2 separate regions of the Homo sapiens genome follow, and region 1 is linked to region 2. A link is an interaction called in ENCODE POLR2A ChIA-PET data of the cell type or tissue named here. Cell type or tissue: PC-9. All regions are shown on one strand. Links, peaks and the distances in the headings refer to the core of each region. The heading gives the core; the rest is flanking DNA. Region 1 overlaps GCLC (glutamate-cysteine ligase catalytic subunit). Region 2 overlaps TRAM2 (translocation associated membrane protein 2).

Region 1 (8,000 bases), core at 1-8,000, 990 kb before region 2:
TTGTGCCTTCCCTTTCTGTTTTTGAAAATTACGTGTGTATGCAGTACACATTAAATGACTTCTTGAGAAGTCCATCTCTGTTTTTGTTTTTAGCTTTTGCCTTAGATGGCTTGCCACCTGTGTAAATTGTTTATCTTTTGGCCAGTGTTGTTATCAATCTTGGCCTAAGTGCTGACGTGCTGTTACACCAGTGCAGAATATCTCCTTTCAAAAAGTTAGTTTTTTTTTTTTTTCTAAGATTGGGATTCTACCTCCTACAGCTGAAGAAATTGTGCTGTTTTAAATTAGGAAAGTATGATGACTAGTAATTCACATTTCTACAAAAAGTGGTTTGTCACACTTCTTTGAACAGAAAAAGCACAGCATGTGTTTTGGTGATGATTCTTCAGTTTTACTGTAAAGTTCATAGTTTCTTTACAGCATCTGCCATTTTGTATATTCATTTTTGTATTGTGTGTCACAGGAAAATGTAAGACGAAATTGGGCAGGGACATTATGCTTGTTCACCTCTGTTTTCCTAGAGCCCAGCCTTGTGCCTGGTGTAGTTGGCATCAGGTCCTTGTGGCATGAATGAGTGAATGAACTACTATTTCAAGTTCCCACTGTATGGTAACTAGTCATTGTAGAGCAGTTCAAAGTTTGACATTTTTTTGTGCTGCTCTTTTTTTTTGAGACAGAATCTTGCTCTGTCGCCCAGGCTGGAGTGCAATGGTGTGATCTCGGCTCACTGCAACCTCAGCCTCCCGGGTTCAAGCAATTCTCCTGCCTCAGCCTCCTGAGTAGCTGGGATTACAGGTGCCTGCCACCACGCCCAGCTAATTTTTGTATTTTTAGTAGAGATAGGGTTTCACCATGTTGGTCAGGGTGATCTCAAACTCCTGACTTTTCACCCGCCTCGGCTTCCCAAAGTGCTGGGATTACAGGCATGAGCCAATGTGCCGGGCCCTGTGCTGCTTTTGACATTTAACTAGGTCTCTCTACAAAGACAGGCAGTTCAAGTCTTTGGTAGTCATTGTCCCAGGTAGAACTACATCAACAGGAAATTTGCAGCACAGTTGGAGCTCAGCAACTCCTTCTGGAGACAACACCCCACCCCCCACCACCCCTTATCCATCTTTGTCCCATTTGGTGTATTCCTGCAAGACACTCCAGGAATCCTTAATCTTACCCTTTTAAAAAAGGCCTCTCCTGTTGGCAGGAAGAGCATTTAGAACTACCTATTTTAAGTAACTTTTGTAGTTGTTGGGTAAATTGAAGTGGGAAGAGCTGAAGAGTAGAGCCTTGAAGTACGTGTCTCTGCTTTAACAGGCTTTCATGGAGAGATTTGCAATAGGTTTACCTCCTTCCCACTCCAAAAGATCAAGGGGCTTGGAAAAGAGTGGCCATAATGCAAACTTGTATTATGCATCTATAAAGGAGAGAAAATTGGACCCAGCATTTCAGCCAGGTCATAACACTTCTTGAAAAAATTACGCTGAGCAGATCTGTGGAGAATTAGACTTTGGTATTGTATTAAGACTCTAATAATGGCTGGGCGTGGTGGCCCGTAATCCCAACACTTTGGAAGGCCCAGGCAGGAGGATTGCTTGAGCCCAGGAGTTGAAGGCCAGCCTGGGCAATATAGCGAGACCCCATCTCTACCAAAAATAAAAAATTAGTGGCATGTGCCTGTGGCCCCAACTACTCGGGAGGCTGAGATAGAAGGATCGCTTAAGCCTGGGAGTTTGAGGCTGCAGTGAGCCGTGATTGTTCAACTGCACTCTAGTCTGGGTGACAGTGAGACCCTAGCCCCCTACCCCAAAAAAAGATTTGATAACACTGCTCTTACCTTAAAATGTGTAAATGATGTTCACTGAAAACTTTCTTTAGTGACTGTTAAGACTATACCTTCACATTTCTTGTTCCAAATACTCTGTCATAAATTAAATACAAAGCTATAAATTGATTTTTTAAACCTCATTTGAAATGCTGCTTTTACCAGCATTTTACTGTTTTATGATCTATCCTTTCTGTTTCCCTAGACTATTTTGTTTTCCACAAGTTCCTTTGTTCCCCCACCGCCCCCCCACCCTACTAACATATTAATGTCTTTTGGAGTGGGGAGTAAACAAACTGAGGTGGAAAACTCATCTTAGAAGAAAAGCATAACCCGCTGCTCATTTTTTATTATTTTAAATTTGCTTCAGTTATGTCTCTGGGTGGAGTATAGAATTTTTGAGAAGAATAACATTCCTGCCCTGAAGTGTTGACAGTTGCCCGACACAAAGGAAAGAATTAAGATTGTGAAGACTGCCTAGGTGATTAAAGAAAAAGAAGCCCCACTCTACTTTTTCCTCCTGCCATGGCACTTCAGTGAAACCTTGGTCTCCCCCGCGCTTGTTCTACCTCCCGCCCTTGATCTGGGATGCAGATACTAATTCTCCATTGTGGTACCTCTCTACATTTCTTTTTTTCTTTTTTTTGAGACGGAGTCTCGCTCTTGTCACCCAGGCTGGAGTGCATGACGTGATCTCGGCTCACCGCAACCTCCGCCTCCCAGAGTTCAAGTGATTCTCCTGCCTCAGCCTCCTGAGTAGCTAGGATTATAAGGCACCCAACACCATGCCCGGCTAATTTTTGTATTTTTAGTAGAATCGGGGTTTCACCATGTTGGCCAGGCTGGTCTCGAACTCCTGACCTCAGGTGATCCACCTGCCTTGGCCTCCCAAAGTGCTGGGATTACAGGCATGAGCCAGTGTGCCTGGCCACCTCTCTACATCTCTTATATGCAGAGAGAAGGTGTGACTTTTTTTTGTGGGGTGAGGATGGGAGGGTCTCATCATGCCTAAGTATTTGCTGATGCCTGTAACCATTCCTCTAGCGGCATCATCATGTGAATCTAATCACCCTTTTGTAAGAGCATTATTTTTCAGACTGCAGGTCATGATTCAGTAGTGGGTTGACATACATTTAGAAGATTCCAACCAGGACTTTTGTGTGTGTGTGTGTGTGTGTGTGTGTGTGTGTGTGTGGCAAGACACTTAACATGAGCTCTACCTCCTTAACAGATTTTTAAGTGCACAAATATAGTATTGTTAACTACAGGGGCAATGTTTTACAGATCTCTAGAACTAGTTTATCTTGCATAATTGAAACCATGCTCACCGATTAGCAGTTCCTCAATTTTCCCCTCCACCTAGCTCCTGGCAACAATTCTGCTTTCTGATTCTATGAGTTTGACTACTTTAGTACTTGATATAAGTAGAATTAAGCAGTATTTGTCCTTCTGTGACCGATGTATTTCACTTAACATAATGTCCTCAAGGGTCATCTAAATTGTCCCATACTGTAGGATTTTCTTTTTTTTTTTCTTTTTTGAGGCTGAATAATATTCCATTGCTTGTATGTACCACATTTTCTTCATTCTTCTGTCAGTGAACGTTTAGTTGTCTCTACATCTTGGCTATTGTGAATAACTTCGATGAACATTGGAGTGCTAATATCTCTTTGCCAACAGGACTTTTTAAAATATTAAATGGAATAGGGTGAAGAATATTAATTTATCATACCATAGTAAGAATATTATGTAAAACTTCTGAGTTATCTTCTGAGGAGGTGTGTGAAGGGTAGGCTTGTGCATTGGATTGCATGTAAATTATTTCTTACTATGGTTCACAGTTGAAGAGTTTGAAGGCCACAGTCTCAGATTTATTTATTCAATGAGGTGAGCCTCGTGAAAAAGAACAGGTTAGCACTAATCTTTGCACATAGTAGGAGCTCACTGGTACACATTCTGAATAGAAGTGTGAAGACAGGTCAGAAGCCTAGTGGCTCAGATGCAAGAGAGCTTGTTTGTGTGCAGAAGCCTTGAGAAATAACTGAGAAACAGGCTGCGCAGATAAAAGTGTGTGTGGTAGATAAAAGTGGGTGTGGTGGATGGTGTGCCACGTGGAGATGAAGAATGGCCCGCAGGACAGAAAGTGGTGTTTTGGATGTGATATGTTGGGCTTTATGGGCATCATATCAAAATGCTGCTTTTTTTGCTTACTGTTGCACTTATAGAGCCATGGACTTGGATTAAAAAAAAGACAAAAATGAACTTAAAACGCGCCATAGGTATGGTTGGAAGGAGAGGCTGCCACTTTAGAAATGCTCAGCTCTACTTACTAGGATAGTGTTTGTCTCTTCACACCAGAAAGAACCTTGGATTTGGGGTTCAGTTTGTGTTCTCATCCAAGGCTGAAGTGGATTGTCTTACAGAGGTGCGTGTATGCTGGCTTTTTGGAACTCAGGTATTTTCCTGTGAGAAGCTCCAAGATCAGCCTACAGATGCCTGTTTCACCTTTAATATGACAGGTCCTAACTCTAGCCACCATTTACTGTGCTGCTTCTGTGGGAAACAGAAGTTCCAACTCTTAGGTTCCAGGGAGATACCTATTTTGCCCCAGGATGAGGAGAGGTAAGGGGGATATTCCTGGGTGCCCTGTTGCCTGCTGAGAATACAAACAAGTAAGCCCTTCTGCACAGTTCACATGCAGCTTTTCAGATATGGGTTTTGTTTGTAACTTAGATATGCACATTAAAAGACAGATCTGGGAAATCTATGATGTAAATGTAACAAATATGACTTGATTTTTTCTGATGACTCCAGTGTTAGCTGCCTGCCAGACCTTTTCAGCTACTTAGTGGCAGACATATCATCAGCATTGAAATCTGTCTGACTCCAGGTCCAGTCCTTAAACATTATACCAGGTTTTGGGTTATTTACAATCATAAATTTCATTGAATTTCTTTTTACAGATTTCAAACTGTATAGGTTGTAGAGGGTCAGAAAACAACATTTAAAACTAAACTTTTACTTCTAAGTTTGTAACCCAGTGCAGTGGCTCTTGAAGGCAAGAAGGTAAATTGTCCTCTAGTTAGCAGAAAAGTCCATGTGAACTTTGAGAGGAAAATGCAATGTATCTTTAATCTTTATGAGCATGTTCTTATGTGTAAAACAGAGATGAGATTTATTAAGGGCTGATATATCATCCATTGAGTTTGAACTTCCAATTTGCCTATGCTAGGTTCAGAATGCTGAAGTGACTATTTAGAAAATGCATAGCTGGGAGGCCGAGGCAGGCAGATCACAAGGTCAGGAGATCAAGACCATCTTGGCTAACATGGTGAAACCTTGTCTCTACTAAAAATACAAAAGAAAAAATTAGCCAGGTGTGGTGGCGAGCACCTGTAGTCCCAGCTACTCGGGAGGCTGAGGCAGGAGAATGGCGTGAACCCGGGAGGCGGATCTTGCAGTGAGCCTAGATCGCGCCACTGCACTCCAGCCTGGGCGGCAGAGCGAGACTGCATCTCAAAAAAAAAAAAAAGAAAATGCATAGCTTGCCAGGCATGGTGGCTTGTGCCTGTAATCCCAGCTACTTGGGAGGCTGAGGTGGAAGGATCACTGGAGCCCAGGAGTTCATGGCTGCAGTGAGCTGGGATCATGCCACTACTGCACTTTGGCCTGGATGACCAAGTGGGACCCCATCTCTTTAAAAAAAAAAAAAAAAAAAAAAAAAAAGGAAAGAAAAAAGAAAATGCCTAGCTTATTAATGAATAAGTGTATGATCCTATTTAAAAATACAGTCTTGAGTGATAAATTTAGAATGGACAAAAACACAATTATTTGAGTCAAATTGAAGGTTCTCTATAGCTTTGGGCAAGTTGCTTACTCTCCCAACTTCAATTTTGTCATCTATTAAATGAGGACAATACTACCTTCCTTGCAGGGTTATTGAGATTAAATGGGGTAATATTAGTGAGGTGGTTTGCAGGTGCCTAGCCTGTTAAGTAAAATCTCACAAATAGCCTAAACCATTTACTTAGAAAATTTAAAACATCCAGTATATCTTATTTAAATAGCTGTGGTCATTGAGGAATGAAACATTCCACATATGTAGGGTTTTTTGGTTTTTTTTTACAGTTAACTGAAACTTGCTTGTTCAGATACAATTATATTCCATTAACAGTAATTTTTTATTGTATTTCTTTTCTTTTTTTTAATATTATGTATTTATGTATTTATTTATTTATTTATTTATTTTGAGACAGGGTCTTTCTTGCTCTGTCACCCAGGCTAGAGTGCAGTGACACCATCACAGTGTGCTGCAGCCGCAGCCTCCCAGGCTCAAGCTGTTTAGATCGTATTTCTAAGTTGCGCTTCAAAAACGCATTGACACAGGCTCAGGCTAGGCTTCTTAAAATAAGATATAGAGCACAAATTAATTATTTCTTAATAGGCATTACAAAGATTCAGGTTCCTTCTATAGGTCATAGCGTATTCTGTAACACAAAAAGCAAAGTTGTCGCATCTCTCTATCTTTTTTAGCTGTCACTGGACATTGATTCAACAGCATTTATTGTCCGTTAACCCCTACCCACCCCCAGAAGTTCCCTTGTGCCCTTTGCACGTGTGTGCATGCGTGTATGCTAGAGAGAGAGGGGGAGAGCACTTCAGTTGATTCTGGTTTTCCTTCAGACACCACCTTTGAGAAACTGCCTTAAAGAGTGTGTGGTCATTAATTAGATGAAGGGGAGAAAGGAAGGCATTATGGTCAAAAGAACAGTGTAACAAAGGAGGAAAGGTGAGAAATACCATTGGATAGTATGTGAAGGTTATTGTGCAGTTTAGTGTTGTAAATGCAGTGAATAGGTTTAGCCAGCTTGTAGAAGTCTTTGTCTAGTTCTCAAAAAGTAGAGGTTATGTTGTACTTTAAAAGCATGAGAAAAGTAGAATCGAAAAAAAGTGTATTAGTCTTCTATACCTATCTCCTACAGAAAAAATCTTTTAAGACTTATCAGTTACTGTGACCTACCATATCATGGTTGAATTCCTCCATGTTAAGACCCTACTGTCTAGAAGTATGGTATTAGCAGATGTACTCATTGATTGGTACTGTCTGTAGTTTCATTTTGAAGCATAAACCTGAGTAACATTCAGTAAGACTCTGTATGTTCAGAAAAGATGTCACAATATTAATTGAGCCTCTAACATCACTATTTATGTTTCTGAACATTTTTACATACTGTCAAGGCATCTGAATATATTCTTAAAGTTAGAAAACTGTATATGAAGCATTACTGATATTGCTGGTATTACTGGAAAGACCATATCCTAACGAGCTTGCTAATTAGTACTCTGTTTCTACATTTCATGATATAATCAGGTGTTTTTAAAAAAACATTTTAACAGCTTTATTGAGTTATAATTAACATAAAGTTAACTGCACATATTTAAAATGTACAATTTGGTAAGTTTTGATATATGTATACATCATAAAATCACCTCTGATAATAAGTATATTCATTATCTCCAAAAATGTCATCATGCCCCTTTGGTAATTTCTTCCTCTGGCCATCCCATGCAGCTGATTTGCTTTCTGTAGTTTGCATTTTCTAGATTTTCATATTTAAGAAATCATAGTTTGCATTTGATATCTAGTTTCATATACCTAGGAAATCATCCAGCATATCCTCTTTTGGTCTGCCTTCTTAGAGTCTACATAAATATTTTGAGATCCATCCATGTTGTTACATGTGTCAGTAGTTCATTCCTTTTCGTCGCTGAGTAATATTTCATTCCATGGTTATACCAGTTTGTTTATACATTCACCATTTGTGTTGCATTCAGTTTTTCACTATTATAAAAAAATTATATGAACATTAACATACAAGTTTGTATGTATGGACTAATGCTTTTCTTCATCTTATTACCCTAGGAGTAGCGTGTTGTTAACTTTTTAAGGAAACTATAATACCAAACTTTTCCAGGGTGGTTATACCATTTTGCATTCTCACTAGCAGAGTATGCCAGTTCAGTTCATCCACATTCTTGTTAACACCGGTATGGGCAGTCTCTTTAATTTTAGCTACTCTAATAGGAGTGTGGTGGTACGTTGTTGTATTTTTAAATTGCATTTTCCTGAAGATCAGTGATGTTGAGTATCTTTTTATGTGCCGATTTGTCATGTGTGTATCTT
Region 2 (13,002 bases), core at 4,712-12,711:
TGTCAACATTGGTATCTCTCTAGGAGATAGTTTATGGAAGACTTCAGCTTTCAACTTTATATGTTTCTCTCTCTCTCTTTTTTTTTTTTTATTTGAGACAGTTTCGCTCTTGTCACTCAGGCTGGAGTGCAATGGCATGATCTCGGCTCACTGCAACCTCCTTCGCCTCCCAGGTTCAAGTCATTCTCCTGCCTCAGCCTCCCGAAGTAGCTGGGATTACAGGCGCCCACCACCACACCCAGCTAATTTTTTTGTATTTTTAATAGAGACGGGGTTTCACCACATTGGCCAGGCTGGTCTGGAACTCCTGACCTCAGGTGATCCACCTGCCTCGGCTTCCCAAAGTGTTAGGATTACAGGCATGAGCCACCGCACCCGGCCTATATGTTTCTTTGTTAAAATTTTCTTACAGTAGGTGTGTATTGCTTTTAAATTCAGTTAACTTCCCACAATTCTGTTTTGGGGGAAAAAAAAACTTGAGATAAGAATTATGTCTGAACCACTAGATAGTAATGTAGGATATAATACCACATATTGGCATATGATTCAGTGCAGATACATTTGTTGTGAACATAGTTTAAAAATGGGGTAAGCCCAGAGGTGAGAGAGTGTTTAGGTTCTAGCAATCAGGGAATCTTCATGAAGAATGGGACTTGACTTGGGCCTTAAAGAATAGGTAGCATTTATAGAGCACTTCACAGTTTATAGAATCAAAGATAACAAGCGTGTCTTCTGTATTTACTACCTGCTTTGTGCTCAGTCTTGTAAAAAGCACTCTACCTGTATTCTGTCATTCAGCCCCCACAATCAGCCTGTGTGGCAGATACTGTGGTGCCTCCCTTTTTACAGATGAGTGAACTGAAGTTTAGAAAGACTAAGGACTCTCGTTGCTCATCAATGCCAGAGCCACAATTCAAGGTCCGTGTGTCTGACTTCACAGCCTGAGTCCTTTACTCTATTTTAAAGAGAAGGAGATGGAGGCCAAGATAATTCAAGTCACTCGCCCTAGATGATACAGCTAGTAAATTGGTGAGCCAGGATCTGAACTCAGGATATTCCAAGTAATCCGTCGCGTCTGTTACACTGATCTTTCCTGATGTGGAGTCCAAGCTGTTGAAACCCCTGGGGATGACAGTGGGGGCTGGGGGTTCTGGGCCAGAGAAGTGTGCAGAACTCTTTCTACCATGCCCCCTTTCTTGGAGATTCACAGAGCATATAAACTTACTAAAGTACCATCCACCATTTCTCAAGTCTGTGATCATCTCTTTCCAAGTAGTGTATAGTAACATTCCACAGATCCCACTTTGTGAAATGCCATCTTCTTGTCCTATAAGGAAGGCACAGGTTCTTGAACAGCTTTCCATTTCTCTCTCTCTCTGTTAATAAATAAGAGTGCCAGCTCCAAGGTCTGAGGCTAGAAGGGTGTGAGGAAAAATATTTGTTGGAATTAATGGTGTGTGATTTCGTGGTTGGGTTTGGGGCCACATCTCTAGCCACTGACACATTTTTCTGAATCTTCCTTCTTTAGGACACATGGAAAAGCCTAATAGAGGGATCGTATTTGCCATTGCTCTGTGACTTTTTGTTGCAGCAAATCATGATTCACCATTAACAGGGTGTATGGGAGGTCACCTAATTAACCCTCCCATACTTCCTAAACTCAAATTACTCCACCTACACGCTACCAGATTTCATACAGTGAGTGTTAGAAGGATCCAAGTGCTATTACCTTTTGTTTGCTGTAATAGTGTCACTATTGTGTTTTCTTAAAAATTATGTAAAATACATGTAACATTAAATCTGCCATCTTAACCATTTTTAAGTGTGCCGTTAAGTAGTGTTAAGCACATCCACATTGTGCAACCAATCTCCAGAACTCTTCAGTTCATTCCACAGTTATTGAGCAGCTGCTCTGAGATTATCAAGATACACTCCCTGCTCAGTCTAATGGGGAAGACAGATAGGAAAACCAGTGGTTACAGTTCAGGATGGCCAGAGTGGTGAGGTACTCCTTATGGGACTGGACGTGGGGGGCTTTTGGGCCTGCTCCCACCTGGTGCTCCCGGGCTCCTTCTCTTCTGGCATCCGGTTTGGCTACTTGCTGATTGCAAGTAGTTTCTCACCCTGTCAATCCCTGAAGGAATTTCTCTGCTCCCCAGAACCCCGGGGAGGCCAAGTCTGCAGGTTTTGCTTGTGCGAGAGCTGTGCTCTATAGCTGAGCCCACGTGGCCTGAGGTGGGGGTAGGGCAGGAGAAGGGCGCTGCTGCCAAAACCAGAACTTCACCAAACCCCAAATCAACAGTTTGCCCAAATATAGTATCCTAGACTTTCCAGTCATCATATTTAAGCTAAATATACTGTCCTTCAGCTTGCAAGCTCAGCTTCCTCTAGGAGTGACTTCTGTGATTACTCCTAAGTGCCTTTTCTTCATTTTGTGTCTAAAAAATGGCCATGGTGACGTGGCCGAAGTCCCAGATTAGGGGTATGTGTAAAACTAAACAGATTGCAGAGAACTGGCTCCAGGTCACATTTGATTTTGTTCATTTCCATGGAGACCTCTTGAAAGTGAAAGATAGGGCATTCTTATATAGTATATAGAGCTCCTTTTGGAAAAGGTTTATTATGATGATTAACTCACAGGCTCTTCTTCCCTGGAAAAATAGGCTGCAGATTTGAGGCTCAGTTGCCTTATCAGGACATACACCCTGATTCTCCATTTCTCATTGCCATGTCACATGGGGCTTATAAATACGGTGTTATGCATGCGTGGTGAGTGCAGGCTTTGATTTAGATTGTCTGATTCTTTACCGACTCCTGTACTTAACTAGATAACATGATGAAGTTACTTAACTGTGGCCGTTTCCTTGTCAGTAAAATGGGGTTGAAAATTCTTGTACCTACTTCAGTGAGTTTTTGAAAGGACCAAATAAGTGAATAATGCATGCATGGCATCCTTATAGAACCTGATATACAGTAAGGACTCAATGTATTTGTTCAGAGTACCTGAATATTAATTAATTAATTCCATGAGTATTGTCTCTGTCATTAAGCAGCCATTTTATGTGCCTCTAATTTTCATATTATAGGTTATGTACAGTCTGTACATCCTGGTGCATCCGTTCCTCACCAGACATATCTTTTTTTTTTGAGACAGAGTTTTGCTTTGTCTCCCAGGCTGGAGTGCAACGGTGTGATCTTGGCTCACTGCAGCCTCCGCCTCCCAGGCCCATGCGATTCTCCTGCCTCAGCCTCCTAAGTAGTTGGGATTACAGGTGCCCGCCACCACACTGGCTAACTTTTGTATTTTTAGTAGAGACAGGGTTTTGCCATGTTGGCCAGGGTGGTCTCGAACTCCTGACCTCAGGTGATCTGCCCACCTCGGCCTCCCAAAATGATTTTTTTTTTTTTTTTTGAGATGGAGTCTCACTCTGTCATCCAGGCTGAAGTGCAGTGGCACGATATTGGCTCACTGCAACCTCCGCCTCCTGGGTTCAAGCAATTCCCCTGCCTCGGCCTCCCGAGTAGCTGGGACTACAGGCATGCACCATCACACCCAGCTAATTTTTGTATTTTTAGTAGAGATGGGGTTTTGCCATGTTGGCCAGGCCGGTCTCAAACTCCTGACCTCAAGTGATCTGCCTGTCTTAGCCTCCCAAAGAGCTGGGATTACAGGCATGAGCCACTGTGCCTGGCCTATACCTTTTACACTCAAACATTGCTGCCTGACCCACGAAGACTGTTAAGAAATTTACAGATTGGGCCAGGCACAGTGACTTATGCCTGTAATCCCAACACTCTGTGGGGGCAAGGCGAGTGGATCACTTGAGGTCAGGGGTTTGAGACCAGGCTGGCCAACATGGTGAAACCCCATCTCTACTAAAAATACAACAAATTAGCTGGGTGTTGTGGCACATGCCTGTACTTCCAGCTACTTGGGAGGCTGAGACAGGAGAATCACTTGAACCCGGGAGGTGTAGGTTTCAGTGAGCTGAGATTGTGCCACTGCACTCCAGTCTGGGCGAGACAGCAAGACTTTGTCTCAAAAAAAAAAAAAGCCAAACAAAACAAAAAGTACAGATTGAGTGGGTTTGCGGAGGGCTTCTCGGTGACCTCTGAGCCCCACTTCTCCCTGCGTGCCTGAGCCCCCAGCCCCCGGCTCTGCCCATGAATGCCCTCCCCCAAGAGCCACAAGCTCCAGAATTACCCCTCACCTTGTCCCTTCTCAAAGATCATATGGCTTCAGCACTGCTTAGTGCTGTCTCCCTCTCCCACTGGGAAGAAAACTATGAGGTTAAATTAAATGGAGATCAGCTGCTTGAAATATTTTATACTGAGGCGTGACCTAACCATCATAACATGTTTAAAAATAACAGAGATTTTGCGTTTTACATGTTGTTTTTGTTGAAGGACTTTCTTTTCTGTGTAAATACCACTTTTATAAGCAGATCTCCTATAGCTCTTCCACTTTAAAAAATTGACTTAATTTTTACTCTGTTTTTGTGCCTGGACACTATGATTTTTTATGGTTGTAATAAGAATGCACAGGCTGAATTCTGATTTTTTTCCCACTCAATAGTATATCCAAATATTTTGAGATGTTAGCATTTTTTAAAGATGAGGTTGTCCTAAATGCCTACCAGTAAGGGATTGGTTAGATCAATTTAAAATGGTGACATAAATCTGTATGCAGTGTCATAGAATGATGTCCAAAACATATGGTTATGGTTTTTTTAAAAGCAGCTTACAGAATACCATATTGGTGTGGGCCTTTTTCTGTAAACGTTTGGATGTGTTTTATTTTTATAGAAAAATACCTGTAAGGATGATCATCAAAATAGCACCAGTGTTTTTCTCTGTCGTAGGATTTCAAGTAATTTTACTTTTTTTCTCCACGCTTATATCTGTCTATTCATATATATATATTTGTTTTAATGAAATGCATATTATTTTGATGATCAGAAAAAGGCAATGTTAAAGTGGTTTTGTTTTGGGAATGGAAAAATAGAAAGTTTGGATTAGTGATAAGCCTGCTGCTGGGGGAGAGGTGGTGGGTTGGGGGTAGAAGCCAGGGCACAGGTGGAGGGTGGGGGTGGAAGTGGGAGAGCGAAGAGGGCAGGAGGAGGGGGCTTGACAGCCAAGGGATGCTGGAAAGAGAAGCCCGCACCCTGGATCTTACAGATACCATTCCCATCTAACATAAATCAAAGTGTTACTTTTCAGAAGCCTTTTGAACAGTGACTCAGAAGGTGAAAGTGAGGGTATTAGACCAGTCAGAGAAGGATACAAAAGCATCAAGAAAAACTCAAGTCAGGATTGACTAGAAGTTGGCCAGGCACAGTGGCTCACACTTGTTATCTCAGCACTTCGGGAGGCTGAGGCAGGAGGATCCCTTGAGGCCAGGAGTTCGAGACCAGCCTCGGCATGGTGGCGTGTACCTCAGCTACTGAAGAGGCTGAGGTAGGAGGATCATTTGAGGCTGGGAGGTTGAGGCTGTGGTGAGCTGTGGTTGCACCCCACTGCACTCCAGCCTGGCCCACAGAGCAAGACCCTCTGTTAAAAAAAAAAAAAAAAAAGGATTGACTCTAAGTGGAAATGTAACTTCTTACTTCTAGACATTAACTACACAAGGCACATGGATGAAATGGCCTTTGGTGAAATGGTTGTTGAAATGGTGAAAATTTGAAAAATTTAAACCCCAACACAGTAGCCCATTGCTGCCCCATTGAGAGGCTGTGGAAATAAGTTACCCAGTCAGCTTTTGGGTTTGGGTGAGATCTGTTCACTTTGGTTTTCTTTCTTTCTTTTTTTTTTTTTTTTTTTGAGATGGGGTCTCACTCTGTTGCCCAGGCTGGAGTGCAGTGACATGATATCTGCTCACTGCAACCTCTGCCTCCTGGATTCAAGCGATTCTCTTGCCTCAGCCACCCGAGTAGCTGGGATTACAGACACGCACCACCACGCCTAATTTTGTATTTTTAGTAGAGACAGGTTTTCACCATGTTGGCCAGGCTGGTCTCGAACTCCTGACCTCAGGTGATCCATCTGCCTCTACTTCCCAAAGTGCTGGGATTAGAGGTGGGAGTCACCGCGCCTGGCCCACTTTGGTTTTCAAAACCAAAGTGGGATGCCCTGCCTCCGCATCCCTTCCCAGGGGTGCAGTAAGCAAACAGGCGGTGGGGACAGGGCTGGGTGGTAACATTGAGGGGTTCTGTGAAGTTCTAGGACTTGATTGCCTGGGAGAGCCTCTTGCTCAGGGCTGGTAGGCTGGGGCAGATGGTGTGCTGGGGCGGATGGTGTGCTCAGGGCTGGCAGGTTGGGGTGTCTTCCTGCTGTCCCATGGAAGATGGAGCTGTTGCTGCTGGTGGCTTATCAGCACGTATTTGTTAAGCTTGATTTATGCAAAGGGTAGGGGCAGGAGAACCCAGAAAATGATAAATGACAAAGCAATGATAAAAAACAAGAGGAAGAATGACTAATTGTTATTTATTGAATACCTGTGATGTGCTAGGCCTTGTGCTACATTTGACCTTCTAATCCCACTAGTCCCCTCCATAGTCCTCTTTATGGATTCTATCTCTGTCTACACCAAGCAACTGAACAACTCCATTTCAGAGTTAGTGAGGGCAGAATTGGGATTTTGACACAGGTCTTTCTGAATCCAAAATCTGGGCTCTTAACTATTGTGCTCTACTATCTCTCAACAAAGAGGTACAGGCAGTGAGTGCTTCAGGTGTGAGGAGGAAGCAGCCAAGAGGAGTGATGGTAGAATGGGGAGGAGGAAGGAGGAGGTGAGGCTGGAGCAGGCTCTCAAAGGAAAGCCAAGGCAGATGAACAAATGGAAGGCAGAGCAGATGGCTGGAGTGCAGGCAAGAAAGGACATTCAGAGAATCAAAGAAAGCGGCTACTACACATGCTGCTACACAAGGGTTCCTGGGCCAGATTGCCCTGGGAAATGCTAGGCTGTTTCTTTACTGTTTCTTTATTGCAGGACTTGTCAGAGCCTTCATATAGTATTAATGAGTTACATATTTCTCTACCAAATACATTTGTTGATCTTGGAGAGTATTTAATGGAATAATATCCTTAATATATCCTTTAGGACATCCAGGACTATCATATTAGTTTGGAAAGTTGTGATAATCAAATGTGGAGAGGCAGGGAGGATTAGGAATGCCAGATTAAAGAGTTAGACATTATCCTTTAAGCAGCAGAAGGCAATGGAGGGGCTGTGGTGTGTGCGTGTATGTTTGTGTGTATATGCCTGGCTATTCTAGCTATGGATAGTGGGAGGGGAGGAAGGGGTTTTGAGTCTTGAGGCTGAGGATCCAGTTAGAAGTCTCTCCTACAGGCTGGTGGCAAATGAGAATATGAAGCTCTTAGCAGCATTGGGAGTAGAAATGATGGATTTAATAAAATAGTAAAGGAAAAAGCCAACAAGGGGCTATAAGGAAAGGTGGGGAGTCTTTGACTGCAGCCTGGGACATAGGCAAGTATAGAGCTTTCTCCTGGGCACCAGGTTTGGCATGTTGAACGGGAGTTAATCATGCACTATGTAGGTAAAGATGCAGCCTCCCACCTCCCATCCTGGGGAGAAAGATTTCAGCAGGAAAAGTAGATCTGAGTGTCGCCGGAATAGAAGTGGCTGCTACAGCAGAGATTTCCAAGAAAGCAAGAAGAGCTGAGGCTTGCACTGGGAGCCTGGAAGTGAAGCCGTGTCACAGAAGCATGGGGAAGAATCCGTGGATACAAAGGGACTTCAGAGAACACCCTTAAAACATGAGAACTCTGAGGCCCAGTGAGGTGGATGGGAGCAGCTGGAAGCAGCCCGTCGGGTTTGTGGCTGAGCTGTCAGGGAACAGGTCTCTTGCCTCCTCACTGCACTTTTCTCCCTTCTGCTTCCTCTTAGTAATATATGTACAGCCATTTGAGCTTTACCTATTTGCATGGGCTTCAGTAGAGCTGCAGGTGGCCTTCCTAGCAGGTGTGGCCACCAAGTACCCAACAGATTTCAGTCTGTTCTTGTCTTCGTTGCCTCCTCGGGGTAGTGAAAGGGCTGGGGAGCCTGTTGGTCCTGTCCCAGGGCTGTCCTCTCTGCATCCGTGCCCCCTGGGCTTTGCATGGGGGAGGAGCCTGGAATCTCGCTCTCTTTAAGGCTGGAAGCCAGGATGGCTGCCTGAGACTGCTGGCTATCTGTGCCCTCTCCTCTTGCCAGGGCTCAGTCTGGGGCAGAATGTGGCCCAGGGCCTGCTTGTCAGCACGTGGCTAGGGTTTCCGTGTTAACGTTCCCAAATTGGGATCTCAGAAGATCAAGTGTCCGTGTTGTCTGATCACGCTGAGCCTTCTCGAGCGGCCAGCTGCAAACCTTTCAAAGGGCTGTGTGTAATTGGCTTGGGAGATGCTGTGGGGGACTGAGAAGGGGACAAAGAAGTCAGTTTTTAAAAGGAAAAAAATAAATGAACATAACAGTCTTGGGCCAGTTGGGTGGGGCATGGTGCTTGGGCACATTGAAACCCCTTCCTCTTCCCTTCCTATTTTTCCACTTCCAGAGGCCCCTTTGGCTAGCGCCGTACTGACCCCTGCAGACCCCCTCTGTGTAAATACAGCCTCTGTCTCCCACCCACTTCTTCATTATGCATTCCTTTAATCTGACCCATCTCCAGGTTGCCAGCTGGCAGAGACTCAGCAGATTCCAAACCCCAGCTGGTGCCAGAGTGTTTACACGGGCCAGGGAAGCTTGGCAGACAACCTGCCCCCAAGCTACTCAGCTGTAGGAAAAGGTAGAAAGACTCCTGGAGATAAGTGGCCCGTTTGTTTGCAGACTTTCTCTCCTCCCTCATTCACCCTCCCCTGCATGCCCACCCTCACTCCAGTTGCTGCTCTATCCTGAAAACGTTAGAAAGAATCCCTTTGTGAAAGGGAGGTAAATGGCTAGGGACTAGCAGCGTAATCCCTACATCCAAGCAACCCTGTGTGGCACTCTGAGCACATAAAGGTAAAAGATCCTTTGCCTTCCGGGCTGAAACAGATCAGATATTAATTAGGAGACATTATTGGTTAGTGTAGAGCCAGTCCCCATTCATAACGGATATGTTTTTCCAAAATAATAAAGCTATGTGATCGAGTGTTCATGAAGCCAGGACTCATATTTGTCACTGCAGCCTGAGGCCAGTGGTGTCCTCAAAATCCTATATTCACCTCCTCCTGCCTCAGTAAAGGCCCCCTTGAAAAACTCAGGCAGGAAACTGTTCGTCCACCACAGTGGTTTATCTTGATCTGAGTTTGTGAGAAGCCAGTCCCAGGGTGTCATGCCTAAAGAAAACCATTTCTGAAGTGGGTTATCAACACTGTTGGTCCTTTGGAAATTAGATGGCCCATAAAGAGTGGCGATTTGTCTGCCTCCCATGCGTTTCATGAGGGGTAGTACCAGGATGTGTGTGGAGGATAATTTTGCTGGTTTAAAGTGTCCTATTCGGTTGGGCATGGTGGCACACTCCTGTAATCCCAGCACTTTGGGAGGCCAAGGCAGGTGGGAGGCCAAGGCAGGTGGATCTCTTGAGGCCAGGAGTTCAAGAACAGCCTGGCCAACATGATGAAACCCCATCTCTACTAAAAGTACAAAAATTAGCCGGGTGTGGTGGTGCATTCCTGTAATCCTAGCTATTCGGGAGGCTGAGGCAGGAGAATCACGTGAGCCTGGGAGGCAGAGGCTGCAGTGAACTAAGATCTTGCCACTGCACTCCAGTCTGGATGACGGGAGTGAAACCCTGTCGCAAAAAAAATAAAAATAAAAAATAAAAATAGTGTCCCATTGCCAGCAGTTACGTTGATGAGGTTAATTATTATCATATGGTGTTAGTATTCTTTTATTTGAGTAGCATATCTCCATCAGTCAGAGTCCCAACAGGAAACAGGTGGGGTAATTGAGGAATGGTTATGTAGGCACTATTAACAAGGGCGTGGACTGGCTCAGGGGAAACAGATAAGGAACAGTAAAGCATTCTAAGGCTTGCGAACGTGGGGAGCTATCCCTAAGCTTGAAGGGGCTGAGGATAGCATGGATCTAGAACTAAGAAGGAAGGGAGAGAGGAAATACCATTGAGAGCTGTGGTTGAAGGGGAGGGGCTGGAGTTTTGGTGGAGGGTTGCAGTGACTGCCAGAACTGTCCAGCAGGAAAGGAGCCAGGTGATGAATACCCCTTTCATGCTCTCTCATGTTCTGCAGATTCCATCGGAAGCCCACTGAAGTACTCCATAAAGGTGAAGCTGTCTGTTCTGGGACACAGGGTAGGATGGAGCATTGTGCAGCCCAGTAGAACTTACAGATGCTATTCTGCCTTCTGTTTGACTCCTACCTCATATATGACAACAGGCAATCAAAGGGTGGCAAAGCTAAACTGATGTCCCTGAAATACTACCATCTCTGAGAATAGGACTTTTGGACAGACGTTTCCTGATTGTAATAAGCCAAATAGTGCAACACATCTAACTTTAAGCTACTCTTGCCCTGATTTCTGGTGAGATTTAGAATCACCATTGCTTCTTAAAGTGATGGCGCATTAAATGCTTCCACTTCCATCTTTTGGCTGGTTCAGATAATACTCAAGCACCACTTAAACCCATTTCCTTCTCTTGCCCCAGTGATTTGCACCCTAGCCCTCAGGGACCAAGAGGAGTTTCTGGTGCAGCATAAATGGAATTCTAATCACCGTGTCTAATTACTACTAGTCTTTGAGTATCTGTATCCAACAGGAAATGGCTTTCTTGACTGTTTCACATGCAGGAGCTTGGACTCCCGTATTTGTTAGGTAACTGATGAAATTTAATTGTTTAATTATGAAATATGAGATGGTTTTTTAGAGTTTTGTGGCTGAAGAGACTTTCAAATTTTATGTTACGATGTTGCCTCCTTTATACTTTGAGGGAGACAATCATTTCTTTATCTTGGCTTGAATCATTGTGGGAAGCAAAGCTTTGAAATGCGCACCATGCTGGAATAGATGGTATCCCCACTGATGAACTCAGGAGACAGACAGTTGATTTTGGGCAGCTTTTGGAAGGAAGGGAGGGAGGGAGGGAAGGAGGGAAGGGAGGGAAGGAGGGAAGGAAGGGAAGGAAAGCTTTAAGGGGTCTGAGGGCCAGATATCGTTTCTTCCATTTTAGACTAGTTCATTTGAAACAAATGGGCACAGCTGAGATCTGAAGTTGGACCACACGGTGGACAGCCCCCGTAAAGCCGTTATGACTATCCTAAGCTAAACCATTGTATCTCTAGGCCTTCTCCAGTCCTTTCTCAGTGCCATCATGATTCTGTTCTAACCCTCACCTGCCCCCTTTTATCCACTTTCTGTACATGTTTCTGGCTCAAATCACCGCCTCGCAGAAATCTTCTCAGAGAAGGTCCAGAAATCTCCAAACCCAGGGCACTAACAGATGTTTTTTGGGTCTCTCCTTTGTGCCAAGAACACTGTGGGTATGGAGATAAATAAAGACATGGTCTTTGCCCTGGAGAAAGCAAAGGAGCTTCCACTTGCCCTTTGCCTAACGCTGTCCTGATCTATGACATCTCTTGTCTTAAAATGAACCCTTTATGCATCAAGGTCTCATTTTGATCATTAGATCTTAGGCACATCGTTCAGGTAGCATGGTGATTAACAGTCCAGATGTCACGGTCAGATGGATCTTGGATTCTAGTCCCGCTTCTGGGGCTTATTAACTGTGTGCCTTGGGGCGTGTTGCTTAAGCTTTTTGGGCCTCACTTTTCTGCACATTAGGGCCTCTGGGAGCATTAAGTGAGATCATTTCTGTAAGTGTTCAGAGCAGTTCCTGGCAGGTGATAGAAGTTCAGTGAATAGTAGTAATGTAGCAGTTCCTTATAGAGTTGGAGGTTAGATGAGGTAATCCTGTTTGGCGTTTAGCACAGTGCCTGGCATTTCATAAGATCTCACACGTTAGATGTCATTGTCGCTCCTTGCAGGGTTGCTGAGGATTATTTGATGTGATTGTGTAAAATGCCTTTACCTTGCCTGGCTTGCAGTAAATATTCAAAGAAGAGTGGTTGGTTTTATCGTCTTCGTGATAATGGAGTTGGAGTAGATAGATGTATAGCCTGACTCTGGATTCTGGTCCTGAGCCTTTGAGAGAAGGAAGCGGGTCTCGTAATTGCTTTCATCTCCAGTAGCATTGTGCCTTGCCCAGAGCATGTGCTCAATATTTTGTGATTGAAGAATTGATTTTTAAAAATGTTTATATTTTGTTTTGTAGGGACAGTGCTAAACAAAGACATATTACTAGGGTGTGAAAGTGCCTTACCAGCCAGCTTTGTGCACATGAACATAAGCACACAAACACACCATACTTCTAATGCTTTCCATGACATATCTGTTTAGAAAACCCTGTGTGGCCATTGTCAGATCTGGAATTGCCCCATGGTTATGGCAGCAGTCACTGTGGCTGTAGAGTGTGAATATGGATCCTGGCCCATGGCCAGGTGCTTATCTGCATATCTGTGGGTTCTGATTCTGAACTCTGTCAGTCCAGCCGACGCAATAAAGGCTGACAGGCTGAGAGGAGACCGGAGGCCTCCCGTGGCCCTCCACCCCTTTGGCACCCTGACAGTTCTCCCCCTGGGAACGTGCAGAACAGTCATCCCTTGTAAATCCATCTAGGTGGCCCTGCCTGTCCCTCTAGAGAAATGAATGAAAGTAAAGTCACAGCTGCTGAGAGTGGCAGTGTAGCATCGGTTCAAAAGAATTGATTAAATAGCAGAAAATTTCCCAGCCCCTTTGCGAATATAGTGGAGGAAGGATGTTCATTTTGTTTTTGCCTCTCTCCCCTCTAGCTCCTCTGAAAGTACATTAATTCATGGGGTGTTTATTGAGCGTCTTCTCCATAGCTGGTGTGTGTATCAAGACAAGGTGTCCGAACTGCACAAGCAGCAGGGGTCTTGGGGAACTGAGAAAGGGCGTGGTCTTAACAAAAGCTGCCCAGGCCCAGTGCACCCTCT

The links. ChIA-PET counts read pairs that join two places held together with the same protein. Peaks named below come from ENCODE experiments on the same cell type or tissue, not always from the same donor. Only the 100,000 strongest peaks of a DNase experiment are listed, where the experiment ranks them.
Region 1: POLR2A ChIA-PET joins it to region 2 with 12 read pairs; 2 of 35 experiments call an interaction of 5 or more read pairs at or near these places.

Annotation. Positions count from the first base shown.
Region 1 is chr6:53,535,679-53,543,678 of GRCh38, reverse strand. The region is part of intron 1 of GCLC (glutamate-cysteine ligase catalytic subunit); the gene reads left to right. Among named protein-coding and RNA genes, the nearest start is that of GCLC, 5.4 kb to the left of the region's middle. RefSeq lists an enhancer at 833-1,470. In PC-9, for the core only: no CTCF peak of the experiment used is centred there; no DNase peak of the experiment used is centred there; H3K4me3 peaks cover 4,736 bases; H3K27ac peaks cover 1,835 bases.
Region 2 is chr6:52,547,338-52,560,339 of GRCh38, reverse strand. All of the region lies in intron 1 of TRAM2 (translocation associated membrane protein 2), which reads left to right. Among named protein-coding and RNA genes, the nearest start is that of TRAM2, 23 kb to the left of the region's middle. RefSeq lists an enhancer at 7,954-8,123. In PC-9, for the core only: no CTCF peak of the experiment used is centred there; a DNase peak (open chromatin) is centred at 8,719.